Regions from separate parts of the Mus musculus genome. Here region 1 is linked to region 2. The links are chromatin loops, found by intact Hi-C in ENCODE. Cell type or tissue: gastrocnemius. All regions are shown on one strand. Links, peaks and the distances in the headings refer to the core of each region. The heading gives the core; the rest is flanking DNA. Region 1 overlaps Akr1a1 (aldo-keto reductase family 1, member A1 (aldehyde reductase)). Region 2 overlaps Tesk2 (testis-specific kinase 2).

Region 1 (2,916 bases), core at 102-2,601, 140 kb after region 2:
ACAGCTAAGGCTCCGAGCAGTGCTAACCTCCTCACCATTTGTTTCCTGTCTGTGTCTTAGGGGACAATGACGGCCTCCAGTGTCCTCCTGCACACTGGACAGAAGATGCCTCTGATTGGTCTGGGGACATGGAAGAGTGAGCCTGGTCAGGTGAGGGATTGGGAAAAGGAGGGGAGACTTGTTGAATCTCTGCCAGGGAGAAGGGGGGATTTGCAAGACGGGCCCTGAGTTTTTCCAACAATAAGCTGCATTATTGTTCCTGGTGAGGATGAAGATAGTGAAGAGATGAGGGAGGAAGGGACAATATGAGCCCTTAGTTTTTCCAGCTAACTAAGGAGGGACTCAGGGTTACTAAGGAGCAGAGTCTTATGGTGGTGTTGGAGCCTCTTTGTTTCCAGGCCTAAGCTGAGTCTCAGTATATTACTTACCTCAGCATACTGTGGTCACATCTCCTGCACAGCGGGCTTATTGAGACCTTGGCCTTTCCCAAGTGCACATTTTGGAGTTAGGAGCATAGTTCAGAACTTGAGAAGTTACTGGGATAACTGTATAGACAAGAATTATGAATAAGGTTTTAATTGAACATTTTTTTTAAGATTTGTTTATTTATTATTATAAGTACTTAAGTACACTGTAGCTGTCAGATGGACCAGATGAGGGCATCAGCTCTCATAACGGTTGGTTGTGGGCTACCATGTGGTTGCTTGGATTTGATCTCAGGACCTTTGGAAGAGCAGTCAGTGTTCTTACCTGCTGAGCCATCTCACCAGCCCCTTAATTGAACTTTTAAATTAAATTGTTTGGCAGTTTCATCCATGGGAGGAGTACATTCTGACCACCAGTATCCCCTCTCTTCTTTTTTTTTTTTCCCAGACAAGATCTTTCTATGTAGCCTGAGCTGACCTGGAACTCAGCTCAGGCAATAGTTGAGCTTCCAAAGTTCTGGGATTACTATGCCTGACATCTTTTTCTTTTTTCTGAAGATTTAATTTGATTTTTATTTGTGTGTTTGTGTGAGTGGGGGGTGTGGTGTGTGTGTGTGTGTATACATACATAAGTGAGAGTGCGAGCTTGTGGAGGCCAGGGAAAGGCATCAGGTTCCCTGCAGCTGCACTTACGTGTAGTTGGGTGCCATCTGTTGTCAGTTCTGGGAACTGAACTCTTGTCAACAAGCACTGTTAATCCCGGAGCCGTCTCTATAGCCCCAGTACCAGGCGAGGGTTTTAGATTTTTTTAAAATGGGATTCAGAATGGGGGTGACTTTATTCTTGTTCTTTGAGATTTTTCATCCTATATTACTCAGGAGCTTAAAGCGCAGCTTTCTTTAGCCTTGCAAGGACTGGGGTTACAGGCATGTTCACGATGTCCAGCTGATTGTACTCTTATATAGCCATTTAATATGTAATCAGTCATTAAGAATACCAAAGCTCAGCCAGCTGGTGGTGGTGCACACCTTTAATCCCAGCACTCGGGAGGCAGAGGCAGGCGGATTTCTAAGTTCGAGGCCAGCCTGGTCTACAGAGTGAGTTCCAGGACAGCCAGGGCTATACAGAGAAACCCTGTCTCGAAAAACCAAAAAAACCGCTGAGATGGTGAGATGGCTCAGTGGGTAAGAGCACCCGACTGCTCTTCCGAAGGTCCGGAGTTCAAATCCCAGAAACCACATGGTGGCTCACAACCATCTGTAACAAGATCTGACTCCCTCTTCTGGAGTGTCTGAAGACAGCTACAGTGTACTTACATATAATAAATAAATAAATAAATCTAAAAAAAAAAATTAAAAACAAAAAACAAAAAACCCCCCAAAAAAAGAATACCAAAGCTCTTTAGCTCATGCCTGTTCTCTCAGTACTTGGGAGTGCTGGGTGCTATGGACCCTGGGCTGCCTACTGAGTTCTAAGACAACTTGAGCTACCAAATGTGAACCTGTCTCAAAAAGCTCCCCAAAATGAAAATAAAGTAAAAGTCTTACCAGAGTATGGTGTTACAGGCTGCTAAATCTTTATCCTTCCCTTTTCCTTAGAAATCTGAGTTAGAGTTAATATAGGTTTAGGGATCACGCTTAGGAAGTCAGGCTTCTGAGTTAAGCTACTATCTCTACTGTAGTTAGATACTGCCTTGTTTTTTGCATTCCTTACCAGTTTCTGAGGACCCTGGAGTACAGTCAGGGTCTCTGTGTTCTAGGCAGGCACTCTACACAGCCTAGGGAGAAGGAACTGGGTTAAGGAAGGGAGTTCTCTATGAGGGTTATGGAGGAGGCAGGAGCCTAGGGAGGGGATAAAAAAAAAGTATCTGTTTAGTAAGAGCTGAACTCAGAAGTTAGTTGGTTGTTTGGTTGGTTGAGAAAAGGTCTCACATCACCCAGTTAGGCCTTGAGTTTCCCGTGTAGCTGAGAATGGCCTTGAATTTATGATCTTTCCACCTCTGCTGGAGTTGTGAGATTATAGAAATATATCATCATGCCCAGGTCATTTAGGGAATTTAACATAGGACTTGAGGACTTTGTGCTTGCTAGGCAAGCATCCTACCAACTAAGGTATCTTCTTAACACTTTATGGTTGTATTTGAGACAGGGCCTTGTTGAATGGCCTTAGCTGGCCTGGTACTTGTTGCACTGTGTAGCTCAAGCTACAGTTGAATTTTTGGTAATCCTCGTGCCTTGGCTTCCTGAGTGCTTAGATTAACCTGGTTCTTGCAGATTAATTGACCTATTCTTTTACTTGGTCTCTGCTTTCTTCTCTCCATTAAGGGGCTCTAGTTCCAGTTTCTGTTCTGATCTTTTTTAGAAGACTTATTTTGGGGGTGGGGGAGCGATATTGGGGAGCTGTAGAGATGCCTTAACAGTTAAGAGAACTTGATCTGTGTAGTACCTGCTTTGACTCTCGGCATCCACATAGTGATTCATAGCCATCCATA
Region 2 (2,916 bases), core at 244-2,743:
ATCTTTTAAAACAAACACAAAAAACCCTTTAGGAGTGTTAAATGTTGTATAGGCATTATGTATAAATATTCAATGAAAATTTTGTTGTTGGGGCTGGAGATATGGTTCCGAGGTTGAGAGCTCTGACTGCTCTTCCAGAGGACCTGGGTTTAGTTCTCAGCACCCACATGGCAGCTCACACCTGTATGTAACTCAAAGATCTGACAGCCTCACACAAACATACATGCAGGCATACTACACATAAAATAAAAATCAATAAACTGAAAAAAAAAAAGAAAGTTGGTTGTTGTGGTCTATACGTAAATATACTTTTTTGCTTGCTCTATTTTTTTTTGTATGTTTTTTCTTTTAAAGATTTATTTATTTTATTTATATGAGTACACTATAGCTGTCTTGAGACATACCTGAAGAGGGCATCGGATCCCATTGCAGATGGTTGTGAGCCACCATGTGGTTGCTGGGAATTGAACTCAGAACCTCTGGATGAGCAGTCAGTGCTCTTAATCACTGAGCCATCAATCTCTAAAATTTTTATATGCCTTATTTCATTTAATCTACACAACAATCCTACAAGATAGATCCACATGGGCTGAGCATCCCTCTTCTGAAATGTTTGGGATCAAAGGTGTTCCCAGTTTCAGAGTTTGACATTTAAAGGTTCAGATTATTCTATTATATTAAAGGCAGAATCAGGCAGATTATAGAGTCTGGCTCCAGAGTACATCTTTCTACAACTACATGCATTATACAAGGAGTCAGTGGTCATAGCATTTGAATGAGAGAACGCCACGCAGGACAGGAACTCAAAAATGAATTCACTTGGGCTGGAGAGATGGCTTAGTGGTTAGGGACACTTGACTTCTCGTCCAGAGATCCTGAGTTCAATACCCAGGAACCACATGTTGCATCTGTATCTGATGCTCTCTTCTGGTATAGAGACACAACACTCATAGAGGTAAAATAGATGAATAAATCAATCTTTTAAAAAGAATTTACTCAACCCTTTCAAGATCCATTATCTCCATCCTCTTTCCAATGGAGAAAAAAAAAGGATGAATTCTACAAGTGAGTACCTTAATTTTTAGAATATGATACTGAACTTATCAAGGACTAGAGTACTAATGGTAAAACAGACAAGAGATTTAAATTGAATTTTAGTTCAATTATGCCTTCTATGAATGGTTTCATTTTGGAAAAACAAATCAACAAGTAAGGCCAGTTGTGCTTCAATTTCCCCATATACCAGGTAGGCATACCTGACCTGCCTAACTCACAATCTTTTTGTTTGTTTAAAAGAACATGGTGACAGAAGCATCAAAAAGAACCAGTAGGGGGCAGCACCGTACAGAGCATCATCAGATCTCCTATAGGAAGCAGAGCAGGCTTGGCAAGGCAGAAAGAACAGCTGAAAATAATTTCTCATAAGGAAAGCCTGTTAGCCTGCTTAACCCTCTTTGTGATCCACCTTGGAAATCTTACAGCGGTATACGGAAAGCATTAACACCACAACTTCTCACTCTGGGTGAATCTGCCCAAATTCAGACCAGAAGTGCCTAGACTGAAAAGAAATGGGACTGATCGTGCCGGCAAAACATCTAAAAGCTAAACATCTAAAGAAACAGTTCACTTCTTTGACATGGTGGCAGCATGGCATGGAAGGCTCATCTTCAGGAACCACTCACATTACATACATGGCTGAATGTCAGGCAGAAGAAACTAAGACTATGTGTATTTGTATTTTCTGAAGGCCTGGTCATGGTAAGACTCTTGGTTTTGGTTCAGAGAAACACATATTTACAAATATGTGTCAACACCCAAGAAAGTCACCTTAGCTGGGTGTGGTGGCTCAAGTTTATACTTGTAATACTTGGGAGGCTAAGGCAAGATAAGATCCAAAGCCAGCATGAATGACATAGAAGGATCCTGTTTAAAAAGAAAGGCAGGACGAGAGGGAGGGAAAAAGTAAATCCACAGCCAGAAGGGGGAGCAGAGAGAAGAGGAGGCAGGACGAGGACTCAGTGACTAACAGACTCTGGCTTCCCTCGGCAGGATGGAAAAGTAGAAATGAGATCCAGGGAGGGAAACAAAAAAGAATTTATTTTTTTCCACAGTCCATTTGCCTTGCCTGATGCTGGAGAACTCGCTGGTGGGGCTTATAAGCCCATGAGCCCTCAAAAACCACAACTTCTCGATGTCTCAAGACCCATGCATGCATGTATGAAGCAAGGAAGTTTAAGATCTGCCAACAAGGAAGATTTCTAGGTTGCTAAACACTGTGTGCCCCATTAGCAGGAACGTTCACTTCCCCATAAGCAACTCCCAGTGCAGACTCAGCTGTGCAGCCTCTGAACAAATCCCTCTGCAAGAAAGCCAAGAACAGCTGTATTGGCCTGGTCAGCTTCCCTGGACGGGAATCACACATGCTGTGCATTCAATTTTTCACAGGCAAATCCCCTTGGGTTCTCCTATGGAACAAGCCAATACTGACAAGATACTTAAATACCTTACAGAACTTTTAACATTTTAATTTTTTTTTTGAGGCAGGATCTCTCCAGCCTAGGCTACTTCAGATTTGCCAGACAGCTGAGAATTAATTTGAATTCTTGATCTTCTTGCCTTACCTCTCAAGTGAGAGTTATATGTATTTCAGTTAAATGTCCAGTAACTGCTAAATGATACATATGTCAATTTTATCTATACCAAAACCTGCTTCTTTTCAGCTGATCTCTGAATTTACTATCTTTGAAGAGCTGTTTAAAAAAAAAAAAAAAAAAACTTCAGTGAAGCCAGGCATAGTGGTGCACACATTTAGTCTCAGCTCTTGGGAAGCAGAGGTAGGGAGATCTCTGAGTTCAAGGATAGCCTGGTCTATGTTCCAGGATAGGCAGAGCTTCATAGTGAGACCTTGTCTTTATA

What was found. Peaks named below come from ENCODE experiments on the same cell type or tissue, not always from the same donor. Only the 100,000 strongest peaks of a DNase experiment are listed, where the experiment ranks them.
Region 1: a loop joins it to region 2, with 5 times the contacts of the local background. A loop is called at or near these places in 3 of 42 quality-filtered maps.

Annotation. Positions count from the first base shown.
Region 1 is chr4:116,642,738-116,645,653 of GRCm38, reverse strand. It overlaps Akr1a1 (aldo-keto reductase family 1, member A1 (aldehyde reductase)), which reads left to right. Exons shown (of 9, transcript NM_021473.3): 2 at 61-150. The coding sequence starts at 67. Among named protein-coding and RNA genes, the nearest start is that of Akr1a1, 7.5 kb to the left of the region's middle. In gastrocnemius, for the core only: a CTCF peak has its summit at 1,145 (motif pointing left); a DNase peak (open chromatin) is centred at 1,135.
Region 2 is chr4:116,787,586-116,790,501 of GRCm38, reverse strand. The region is part of intron 4 of Tesk2 (testis-specific kinase 2); the gene reads right to left. Among named protein-coding and RNA genes, the nearest start is that of Toe1, 19 kb to the left of the region's middle. In gastrocnemius, for the core only: CTCF peaks have their summits at 1,330 (motif pointing right) and 1,979 (motif pointing right); a DNase peak (open chromatin) is centred at 1,336; H3K4me3 peaks cover 691 bases; H3K27ac peaks cover 1,115 bases.